Regions from separate parts of the Homo sapiens genome. Here all the other regions are linked to region 1. The links are chromatin contacts, found by Hi-C or POLR2A ChIA-PET in ENCODE. All regions are on one chromosome and are shown on one strand. Each heading gives the region's core, a stretch centred on a gene start or an enhancer-like site at or near the end of the contact. The rest is flanking DNA. Distances are from core to core; before and after follow the strand shown.

The links. Hi-C counts contacts between places; a loop is a spot of excess contacts on that map. ChIA-PET counts read pairs that join two places held with the same protein, here RNA polymerase II (POLR2A). Pooled maps may share reads with other maps.
Region 2: a loop to region 1 is called in a pooled map, with 2.8 times the contacts of the local background. The contact joins the promoter of CD86 here to the enhancer-like site in region 1. A Hi-C loop is called at or near these places in 5 of 168 maps with a recorded cell type or tissue (B cell, CD14-positive monocyte, GM12878 and 1 more), 8 of 37 single-sample maps with no recorded cell type and 12 of 50 pooled maps. POLR2A ChIA-PET finds 5 or more read pairs at or near these places in 3 of 52 experiments (GM12878, OCI-LY7 and activated B cell).
Region 3: a map of GM13977 shows a loop between it and region 1 (2.1-fold over the local background). The contact joins the promoter of SLC15A2 here to the enhancer-like site in region 1. A Hi-C loop is called at or near these places in 3 of 168 maps with a recorded cell type or tissue (GM13977, HepG2 and PC-3) and 3 of 50 pooled maps.

What each region holds. Positions count from the first base shown.
Region 1 is chr3:121,978,012-121,981,987 of GRCh38, reverse strand. No RefSeq gene overlaps it. Among named protein-coding and RNA genes, the nearest start is that of ILDR1, 42 kb to the left of the region's middle. Within about 2 kb of position 2,552, at least 3 of the 41 ENCODE cell types and tissues checked have a DNase peak (open chromatin) inside an H3K27ac peak, as active enhancers do; they include PC-3, where a contact is called at or near this core.
Region 2 is chr3:122,053,475-122,057,866 of GRCh38, reverse strand. CD86 (CD86 molecule) reads right to left here and starts at 2,505. Exons shown (of 7, transcript NM_175862.5): 1 at 2,364-2,505. The coding sequence starts at 2,377. It also overlaps a transcript of ILDR1 not described here.
Region 3 is chr3:121,892,959-121,896,859 of GRCh38, reverse strand. SLC15A2 (solute carrier family 15 member 2) reads right to left here and starts at 2,459. Exons shown (of 22, transcript NM_021082.4): 1 at 2,279-2,459; 2 at 367-454. The coding sequence starts at 2,383. RefSeq lists enhancers at 2,967-3,499, 3,500-3,901.

The DNA.
Region 1 (3,976 bases), core at 1,303-3,802:
AAATGTAAAACTTTTTTATTTCAAAAGAACACCATTAAGAAAACAAAATACAAACTACAACCTTAGAGAACATATTTGCAAATCATATTTCTGATAAAGTACTTCTAACCAGAATATATCAGGAGGGCTTACAACTCAATAATAAGACAAACCCAACTTGTTTTAAATGGGCAACGTTTAAATAGAGACTTCATCAAAGAAGATATAAAAATTTCCAACAAGCACATGAAAAGATGATATACATCTTAGGGAAATGCAAATTAAAACCACAGTGAGATACCACTTCATAGCCACCAGAATGGTGAGTTAGTCGGCTAGGGTTGCCATAACAAAATATCACAGACTGGGTGGCTTAACAGAAATTTACTTCTCACAGTTCTGGAGACTGGAAGTCCAAGATTAAGGTGCCTGCAGATTTGGTTTCTCCTGAGGCCTCTTTTCCTTGGCTTGCAGATGGTAGCCTTCTCACTTTCTCTCTCATATGTCCTGATCTTTTCTTTCTAGGACACCAGTCAGATTGGAGTAGGACATACCCTAAATATCCTCATTTTAACTTAATGCCCTCCTTAAAAGACTTATTTCCAAATATAGTTACATTCTGAGGTACTGAGGGGTTAGTGCTTCAACATATGAATTTGGGGGACAGGGACACAATTCACTCCATGATGTGGTAGGCATATCCATGGACTTCCGTAATAAAAGGGAATAAATTACTGACTTGCTGCAACACGGATGAGTTCAAAAACATTATACTAAAGAAAAGAAGCCAGATACAAAAACCACATATGAGGTGATTCTATTTGTACGAAATGTCCAGAAAAGGCAAATCTACAGAGACAGAAAGTAAATTAGTGGTTGCCCAGCACTGGAGTGGGAATAGAGATGGTAAGTGAACATGAGGGTTATTTTCAGAGTGATAGAAATGTTCTAAAATTGGTTGTTATTATGATCAAACAACCTTGTAAATTTACTAAAAATTGTTAACTTGTACAATCATAAGAAGTGAATTTTCTGATTTGTATATTACACCTCAATGAAAATTTTAAGCATAGTAAATGAACATCATTCCAAGTATTTTTTTCTCTGCTTATACAGAATGAGAGCAATAGATAACCTTTTAAAATGTGTTCATATGAATGCTACTAATTTTAGTCAAAAAAAAACCAAAAAACTTTTGCTGGCTGTAGTGGCTCACACCTGTAATCCCAGCACTTTGGGGGCCAGAGGTCGGGGGATTACTTGAGCTCAGGAATTACAGACTAGCCTCAGCAACATAGCAAGACCTCGTATCTACTAACAATAAAAATTTTTAAAAATTAGCCAATCACGGTGGCATGTGCTTGTACTCCCAGCTACTTGGGAGGCTGAGGTGGGAGGATCGCTTGAGCCTAGGAGGTCAAGGCTGCAGTGAGCTATGACCGTGTCACTGCACTCCAGCCTGGGCAACAGATTGAGACCTTGTCTAAGAAAAATAAAAAATAAAACCTGTTTTGCTGGATTTTAACAGAAGAAAAGTAAATTGAAGGGAAACTAGAGGAATTGTTAAACTTTAAATCTTTCATTTCAAGAGATTTTATTTCTTAAGGAACCCTCCTAGATTATGAAAGAAGACAAAGGAAAACATGATGAAGTTAGAATCATTGTACTTTAAACCCTCAGGTTTCAAATGGACTTCCTGGTATTGAAAATGAAAATACTGGCACTCTCACACTTCCTCTAATATTACACCTCTGCATCTCTCAACTTAGTTTTGTTGTTACAGTAAACAAAACTAGTTATGTTTATTTTAGAAAACCCAAAAAAGATAATTTTTATTCAAAGTTATTTTCCAACTTCCACAGAAGGGGAACAAAGAATTCTGATGGTCATCTTAAAAATCAAAGCTATTCTGATCTTTTAGGATTCTGCAGAAAAAAAAGCTGCACTTTTTTGTGGGAGTTTTTATAGAGGACAGTGTTCATAGAGTTCACTTGAAGTTCAGATACATACATACATGAACTAGCCAAGCCTTCAGATTTATTTTAATCATCTCAAACATATTTCACAATTTTTGACAAATATAAAGGCTTACATTTCAGATGAGTCAGACAGTTTAACAGCACCAGAGCCTTAATTTCTTTAGCTTGAATGAAAGGAAAGTAGGCAGAGAAATATAGTAGTAGGTAAAGATAGAGCATTGTCAAGTTTTATATTACTGGAAACCTCATCTGAACCTGAGGTTAGTAAATATAATCTGTATAAGTCTGTTTTCATGCTGCTGATAAAGATATACCTGAGACTGGGCAATTTACAAAAGAAAGAGGTTTAATTGGACTTACAGTTCCACATGGCTGGGGAAGCCTCACAATCATGGCAGAAAGCAAGGAGGAGCAGGTCACATCTTATGTGGATGGCAGCAGGCAAAGAGAGCAGTGCAGGGGAACACCCATTTTAAAACCATCACATTTCGTGCAACTCATTCACTATCATGAGAACAGCACAGGAAAGACCTGCCCCCATGATTCAATCACCTCCCACCTGGTCCTTCTCAAAACATGTGGGAATTCAAGACAGAGATTTGGGCGGGGCCACAGCCAAACTGTATCATTCTGCCCCTGGCCCTTCTGAAATCTCATGTCCTCACATTTCAAAATCAGTCATGCCTTCCCATCAGTCCCCCAAAATCTCAGCTCATTTCAGCATTAACCCAGAAGTCCAAGTTTAAAGTCCCATCTAGACAAGGCAGGTCCCTTCACCTATGAGCCTGTAAAATCAAAAGCAAGTTAGTTACTTCCTAGATACAATGGAGATACAGGCATTAGGTAAATACAGCCATTCCAAATGGGAGAAATTGGCTAAAACAAAGGAGTACAGGCCCCATGCAAGTCTGAAATCCAGCCGAGCAGTCAAATCTTAAAGTTCTAAAATGATCTCCTTTAACTCCACGTCTTGCATCCAGGTCACACTGATGCAAGAGATGGGTTCCCATGGTCTTGGGCAGCTCCACCCCTGTGGCTTTGCAGGATACAGCCCCCCTCCTAGCTGATTTCATGGGCTGGCATTGAGTGCCTGTGGCTTTTCCAGGTGCATGGTGCAAGCTGTCAGTGGATCTACCATTCTGGGGTCTAGAGGACAGTGGCCCTCTTCTCACAGCTCCACTAGGCAGTGCCTCAGTAGGGACTCTTTGTGGGGGCTCCAACCCCACATTTCCCTTTTGCACTGCCCTAGCAGAGGTTCTGCATGAGGGCCTTGCCCCTGCAGCAAACTTTTGCCTGGGCATCCAGACATTTCCATACATCTTCTGAAACCTAGGCAGAGGTTCCCAAACCTCAATTCTTGACTTCTGTGCACCCACATGCCCAATACCACATGGAAGCTGTCAAGGCTTGGGCTTGCACCCTCTGAAGCCATGGCCTGAGCTCTAAGTTGGCCCCTTTCAACCACAGCTGGAGCAGCTGGGACACAGGCCACCAAGTCCTTAGACTGCACACAGCATGGGGACCCTGGGCCCCGGCCCACAAAACCACTTTTTCCTCCTGGGCCTCCATGTCTGTGATGGGAGGGGCTGCCATGAAGGTCTCTGACATGGCCAGGAGAGATTTTCCCCATAGTCTTGGGGATTAACATTAGGCTCCTTGCTACTTATGCAAATTTCTGCAACCGGCTTGAATTTCTCCCCAGAAATTGGTTTTTTAAAAATTTTCTATTGCATAGTCAGGCTGCGAATTTTCCAAACTTTTATGCTCTGCTTCCCTTATAAAACTGAATGCCTTTAACAGCACCCAAGTCACCTCTTGAATTCTTTGCTGCTTAGAAATTTCTTCTTCCAGATACCCTAAATCATCTCTCTCAAGTTGAAAGTTCCACAAATCTTTAGGGCAGTGGCAAAATGCCGCCAGTCTCTGTGCTAAAACATAACAAGAGTCACCTTTGCTCCAGTTCCCAACAAATTCCTTATCTCTATCTAGACCACCTCAGCCTGGACCTTATTGTTCAT
Region 2 (4,392 bases), core at 1,256-3,755, 76 kb before region 1:
GCCATGCAATCACTTCTGTAAAATAAGGGAAGAGTGCTGCAGCCTGTTCTAAATATAAAATTCTATCAGAACATGCCTTTCAAGATCTAATGAGTTATGGGTAGAGTGGGTGTATTTTGAAGAGGATTCAAGAGATGAAGAAAGATAAATGCAAAGGGCTAAAGCCCTAACTATGGAATCTCACAACTTATAAATTATCACACATCACTAGATGGTTACTTCTCTGAAAAAAACCAGCTATTGTTTTTTTTAAATCTTAAATATTTAACTTTATTTTTCTGCCTACAGATGGGATTCAAATTGAAAAGCACACAGTAGAAAATACAAACTACCTATATTTCTGATTAATATTGTTTGTATACATGTATCATGTATAAAAGTGATAGCACTGTTCGTTCTGCATTTTTCCCCTTTAACTAAACACATTATGAATTGTTCTACAGTGGAATTTTAAATAATTACATGGTATTCCATTATGGATGTTCCATAATCATCCAATCACTTGTTTTTAAACACGTAAATTGTTTCTAAGATTTTCCTTATTAGAAACAATAGCAAGAAAAATATCCATCACTAAAACTTTACAAACATGTATTATTATATCTTAGAATAAATTCCTAAAAGGTGAATTGCTTGGTTAAAGGGCATATACATTTTAAAGGCTTTTGATATGTATCACTAGATTATTGTCCAGAAAGATGATATCACCACTAGTGCGCAACTAGGGTACAAATAATCCTCCCTTCTTAGCAAGATAGAGGGTTCTTGATTGCTTGCTTTTTAAAACTTAATATTTATCTCTTTGATAGAGAAAAAATGATACTTCACTGTTGTTTTAATTTGTATTTATTTCATCTCTTATGAGAACAGACATTGTTTAATGGCTATTACTGGTTCATGACCAATCTTCAGGCACTGTGAAACAAAAGGAATCTTAACAAGTTCAATATAGACAGCAGCCTATGGTTTTTTAGACCTCTGCAGACAGTGCTAGCATAATTAAGTAGTATCCCCTCTATGGTACCACAAAAATTATAAATTTTGAAATTCTTTTTTTCTTCATACAAGTATAACGCTTCAAAATTCCACTGGAGCAAAAGGAATCTTTACTGGAAAATTAAATTTTAATCTTCTGAAATAAAAGCAACAAAGCTTTTTCTCAAACCAGTAAGCACTGGGTAGATGAAAGTTACTTCGATTTTCAAAGAACAGTAATTATAAATACATAGTGACGGCCGGGTGCGCGGTGGCTCACGCCTGTAATCCCAGCACTTTGGGAGGCCGAGGTGGCCAGATCACAAGGTCAAGAGATCGAGACCATCCTGGCCAACATGGTGGACCCCGTCTCTACCAAAAATACAAAAATTAGCCGGGCGTGGTGGTGGGCGCCTGTAGTCCCAGCTACTCAGGAGACTGAGGAAGGAGAATCGTTTGAATCCGAGAGGCGGAGGTTGCAGTGAGCTGAGATTGCGCCACTGCACTCCAGCTTGGCGACAGAGCGAGACTCTGTTTCAAAAATAAATAATTAAAAATAAATAAATACATAGTGACTGGCGCCAGCTGCCACCACCCAAGAGAAGGGCGGGTGTGACTCCTTCCAGGAAGTCTCCACAGCATGGAGAAACCTTCTGGCGCACCACGAAGCGGGCAGGAAAGATTTTAGCTCTACCCCTTATGAATAGTGTGAACTTGGGCAAGTTTTTTAAGCCACAGTTACCCCATCTGTCAAAAAGAATGATGATGTCTTTCCAAAAGTCATTGTGAAGAATAAAATTCAATGAAATAGCACTAGTAAAGTACCCAGCACATCATGCATGTTCAATACATGGTAACTAATTTAATCACTCTACCTCCTTCCACTACCCAACCCTGCCCAGAATCTCCCATGGCCTGATTATGACATATTAACTGAGTTTTGCATTTTCTCCTTATACCTCTTTTTTCTCTTTCTTTTTCTTGATCTCTCTCCCTCTACCTTCTCTATCTCATTCCTCCACCCTCAGACCAAACTGACCCTGGTAGACAAAAAACATATTCCCTGTTATTTGTCATTCTTATGCAGATATTTTAAAAATTCCTGATTCTTCACTAAAATCAATGACTGTAACATTCAGTATTTGAATAACAGATTTACAAAACCAAAATTAGGCACCTAAAAATATATATAACTACCACCAATGAACTGCTTTGGGCATTGCAAATAATTCTTGCCTTTATGTGCCAAAGATCTTTTGTAGAAAAAGAAAGCTTCTCCACTTAGGAACTAAGTGAAGGACACACATCAAAGCACCATCTTCAACCTCAGCCTTTCACTGCAGTCACAACTCATAACTTCTCTGCAAAGAATAAGAATTATTACTCACCACTGGGGATCCATTTTGGCTGCTTCTGCTGTGACCTAATATCTGGAAATGACCCCACTCATCCGTGTGTCTGTGCTAGTCCCTGTTACAGCAGCAGAGAAGCAAAGCTTTCACCCTGTGCAAGCCTTCCTCGGCAATGACTGTATACCTACCCAGCTAACTTTCTTTAAGAGAAGCTGTTCCTCTTTTCTCTACAGATTTTGACCACACTTGAGGAAGAAATTTAACCCTTTCCTTGCAGTTTAAACTCATTGACGTAGGTCTATATGTATTAAAGAATATATAATTCAGTAGCTTGAGTTCCAGACATGACGTTAAGATGAGCCTGAATAAAAAATCTCCCCTCTTGAAATTCCCTCAAAAAACCTAGAAAATAAAATAATTAGAAAGAGAAAACAAACCTCCGCAGCAACAAAATAGAATAAAGAGGCATTCTACAGATTTTGATAAGATAATAAAAAGTGATTTATTGTGGATGTGGATTGGGAGTGAGTAGCCACCTAACCCTGCCAATTTCCACAACCAAAGTGTGGAGAGTTTCACTGAGCTGGGGTGGGGGGATGGGAGATGGGGAGATGTTCTGTAAGGACTGCATAACCAAGGAGGGCAGACAGAAGCTACTGCTTTTATTATTTCATTCCTACTATAGCCAAGGATTACATTGATGAAAGCGAATATTCTGAAACAGAAGTCTGAAAAAAAGGCAGCATTATAAAATTAATAGATGTCCCTAAGAGACAAACATAGAATTAATCAAGCAGAAACTATACTAGAAGATATTTCCTCGTATGAATTAAAATGGGCATCATCTAGAAACTCAAACTGTTTAGTGTATCAAAGCAAAAGTTATGAAAATCGATTCTCATCCAGACAAATCATTTTGAACATTTTAAATTCCAAAGGCAAAGCTAAAAACAAAATGAAAACAGAATGACTACAGAGAAACAAAAAACAACTTGGCATCTTACTCAACCCTAAATGGCAAAAAACAACAGAACAATATCTGCAGAATTTTGAATTAGCATTATCTACCTAGATAAGATGCCAGTTAAGTGTCAAGTCAATAGAAATATGTCACCAAGCAGGCAAGAAAACAACAACTGCAACAGAAATACCACCACCAAGACAGCCTTCCTAAATAAATTATTTAAGGATATATTCCAGAATAATAAATGAATTAAAATAGCCTTAAAATGGAGAAGCCATGGCTGAAAACACCAGTGCTGAGCTTTAAAGCAAGTTAAACATGGAGAAATAAGGCTAAATAATTATAAATTAGTTTAGACCAAAATGCTAAATAAGAAAAACTTATTAGAAGTAGATTACATATATTATTTCAAGGAAGTTTAAAAATAGCAGATGACATCACTGCTAACTAGAGCAAGGAAGCAAAATCAACACAATTATTAATCTTCAAATAAGAAGATAGAACAATGATTATTTTATCAACTTTGATAATTTCATCTGGATTTGAGAATTTTAAAAAATGAAGACAGCAATAATATAAGTTATCTATCTTCAAAATTATTGCAGAGCAGGAGTGCAAATAAAATAGTATTTATAACTACATAACACATCAGAAATAAGATGAGATAAAAAAATCCATGTAAACCTCATTTGTTATAAATATTAAATATTAAAGGTATGGGATGTCATTTTTCAGTTTCTTGGTAGCAGTGTACACACTCAAATTTCCATTTCTTGGTATCAATGCATACACTCAAATTTTTATTTAAGATAGCATAAGCATTTTCTCCTGTTATCATAAACTTTTTAGTAGTCATTAAATAGTACATTAATAGTACATCAAGTATACACTGTGAAAGCTGGCTGTAATGGCACATACCTGTAATCCTGGCTACTCAGGAGGCTGAGGTGGGAAGATTGCTTGAACCCAGGAGTTTGAGAACATCTTGGGCAACATAATGAGACCTTGTCTCATACACACAAAAAAGGTATATATTGTAGTAAAATTATCTTCCTAATATCAGACAGTTTTAGCTTTTAGTATTTTTATATTACAATTTTC
Region 3 (3,901 bases), core at 1,210-3,709, 85 kb after region 1:
GCCATTCACTGGCACAATTACAGGTGCCTGATAACCTTGAACTCCTGGGCCCAAGCAATCCTCCTGCTTCAGCCTCCCAAGTAGTGGCGACTACAGGCACATGCCATCATGCCCAGCTCCACCCACTTACCCATTCTCAAAGTCTATGTTCTGGTTTGTCTCAGGCCTTTCTGATCTTGGCCTACATATTAGGTGAAATCCTATGAGAGATTTATTGGAAGTCTTGGCCAAAGTAAAGGACCAATTTGGACCAAGGCAGAAAGAGTGGACTCGGGAAATAAGTGCATATAAAGAGACCAGGCTGTCACAAACATGGGGTGAGGGTGGGTGGAGGAGAGTAGGTAGGACTCTTGGACACAAAATTACCTTTCATTCCATAATAGGAAAAGCGCTCGCAGAATTCATTCACCACAATGAAGGCAATGCTCAGTGGATAGTTGGAGCCACAGATTGTCTATTCAACAAGAAGGCAATGATTCAAGCATGAGCTGTTTTTCCCTGTTTCAACAATTAGATTTCTTCAAAACTGAAAAATTCATTTATTTCAAATCATCTTGGTAGGTAATGGAGCAATGGTCTCTACTCTTCATGACACACCTATTAGGTAACACTAAAAGTGCTTATATTACTGATTTAGAAATAATAGAAGCTACTCTGAATATTATTTTGTTTCTTATTTATTTTACATGGACTTGCTCAAATATTCCTTGGACCTGCTCATCTTCCCACAACTACTAAATGAAAAGCCTAGGGCTCTGGGGCAGAAGAATGGTGATATTTACTTCCTAGGAACAGAATAAAGAGGTAGCCTATGGAATACCTGATATCCAAGCAGTGAGATTCAGATGTCAGTCTCTGCTTAGCCCCACTATGGGGACTCTTGTCCCCAGCTGTTCTGTTTGCCATGCTGGGAGGAATCCTGGCAATATGATAGCTTCTACTTCAGAGGCTGCTGGAGTCAGGCACAGAGCCCAACATGGAGGACAGAGATTCCTAAGGGTAAGCTAATTGATCACCTTGACTTTAGGCAGAGTTCTTAAATCCTGTAAAATTAAATGTCTACTCTTCCTACTAAAGAGATTCTATAACATTTTCATGATAATCCTACTGGACATTAAAAGAATTATGCTTTTCATGTAATATATCAGTCAGAATATAAGGAATGTTATGTTTTATTTTAATTCCCTATCTATTACAATAGACCAACTAACATGAGAAGAGACATAGAGGTATCTGTCCTCAGTACAGTCAAATCTTGTAAGATTTATATTGCCTCATTTCATGAGAAGTATATACATCTTTGCAAGTAGCCCTAAATTCTTTGGGACCAGAAGAGATATCATTAACTAAAAAAATAGGCAAAATAATAAAGTAATGTATTATTCTTTTAACCCTAGGGATATATATAAATGATCCTCCTAAATATTAATATATTTTAATGTTTTATAATAGCTTGTTTGAAACATACAATGAACTGGGCTTCTTACCTTTGCAGCTCACAGCTTGAGAATTATGCAATCTGGAGTTTAGCCGACACACTGTTAGCTAGTTAGGCAACACTGCCACTGGCTGTGTTAACATACTGATACTGGCATTGTCACTACACCTGTCTCAAAACCTCTGTTCTGTTATTCCAAAGAAATGAGAATAACATCACCTTTTGGCCCACTGTAAGAACTCAGTAAATTTTGGCTATCATTACTATATCCTCCCCACTTACAGAATTTTAGTGTAAGAATTGACTGAGATGATGAGTTTAGAAGTGCTTTAGCGAGTATATAAATGCAAAACATTACTATTCTCTGTTTCTCTGTCCTATCTCCCACAGTAAACTGGGAACACATAGTAACAGAAATTGGATCTATTCTGAAACTTCCATTGGTGTTCAGCAGAAGACTCTGCACACAGGGAGAACTAAGGGCAGAGTTTTTATATTGGTAAAGAAAGAACAATCACACACAGTTCTTCAGACAAGAATGCTTGCCAAGTTTCCCTGGACATTCGAATTGCTTTTTTCCCCCAGGGAAACAGAATATGCAATGAAATTCAGCAAGTCCCTGGATCCCAACTGAAGAACTTTGACTACCTCTTCCTGCTGCTTTGTCTTCTTATGTAAAGGAAGCTTCTGTTTAGATTTGGTTTCAGGTGAATTCTAAATCCAAGAGAGAAGCATTTTAATACCCTAATACAGCTCAGCTGGAAGCTCCAGAGCCCAAGGAAGAGAGCCAAAAGAGGGAGGCCATTCCTCTCAGAGGCAGGATTGAATCTAAGGACTCACCGGAGATGGCTTCTTTGGAGGGCTAGGTGGTCGAGGTGGTACCTCTTCAATGGAGACAGGTGAAAAAAGAGTTTCCTTGGACTCATTTTTCTGGAAAGGATTCATGGCTGGCTCCTTACTCTCTCTCTCTCCTCAAGCATTTGGCTTTAGTAGGCAGTTAGGACAGCTGCCAGCCTACTCTGAAAAGAAGGACTGGGAGGGGGAGCTGGTGGCTTCAGCAACTCAGTTTAACTCTGTGGGTGTCAGCTTCAATAGCTTCCTGATCCAGAGCAAAGCAGGAAGCTATAGTTAAAAAGAATGTGTAAAAGTACAGCACAGCAAAGTGAAAACATGCCAAAGACAGAATGAAACAATGCTAGAGAACTGATTAGAAAGTCTATGTTTAAGAAAGATTATCTTTGCAAAGGAGTAGAAGATAGTTAAGAACACAACACCTCGAGCACAGATTGAAAAACTGATTCCATGGTCAGGCGCGGTGGTTCACGCATATAATCCTAGCACTTTGGAAGGCCCAGGCAGGCGGATCGTTTTAGGTCAGCAGCCTGGCCCACATGGTGAAACCCCGTCTCTACTAAAAATACAAAAAAAAAATTAGCTGGGTGTGGTGGCGGGCGCCTATAATCCCAGCTACTCAGGAGGCTAAGGCAGAAGAATCACTTGAACCTGGGAGGCGGAGGTTGCGGTGAGCTGAGATTGCACCATTGCACTCCAGCCTGGGCAACAAGAGCGAAACTCCATTTCCAAAAAAAAAAAAAAAGAAAAACTGATTTCAGGGTAACAATAGCTGTAATTTATTGAACATCTACTATTGAAAGGTTAATATATATGAATTACATCTATGTTGTATATCTATAACATATATATTTATTCTAATTCATATTACTATCCCCATTTTATAGAAAGTAATGTTCCCAGAGGTTAAGAAATTTGTTCAAAGTACCTGTCCACTAAGTGGCAGATCTGGAATTTTCACTATGCCATGACAGCTGGGAAAAGTGGAGTTAGTGTCAGTCATTATTCAGGTATGGAGGTTACATAAATGGAATGTAGGAATGCAGAGGATTAAAATGCATTGGAGAAGGAAAGTCATCATAAAACTGAGTTTGGAAGATAAGAAAGATGGTGAGTTTTGGCTGGGTGCAGAGGCTTACGCCTGTAATCCCAACACTTTGGGAGGCCGAGGTGGGCTGATCACAGCTCAGGAGTTCAAGATTAGCCTGGCCAACATAGTGAAACCCCATCTCTACTAAAAATACAAAAATTAGCTGGGTGTGGTGGCACGCGCCTGTAGTCCCAGCTACTCAGGAGGCTGAGGCAGGAGAATCGTTTGAACCCAAGAGGCAGAGGTTGCAGTGAGCCGAGACCCCACCACTGCACTCCAGCCTGGGCGACGGAGCAAGACTTGAAAGAAAGAAAGAAAAGAAGGGAAAGAAAGGAAAGAAAGAAAGAAAAGAAGGGAAAGAAAGGAAAGAAAGAAAAGAAAAGAAAGGAAGGAAGGAAGGAGACTTTTGTTTTCAACATCATAAAAGTTCAGCTAGAAATAGCCTATAAGCAATTAAAGAGGTGGGGCTAAAGAAAATGAGAGAAAAGGATTGGTGATATACATTTGGGAACCATTGTTCT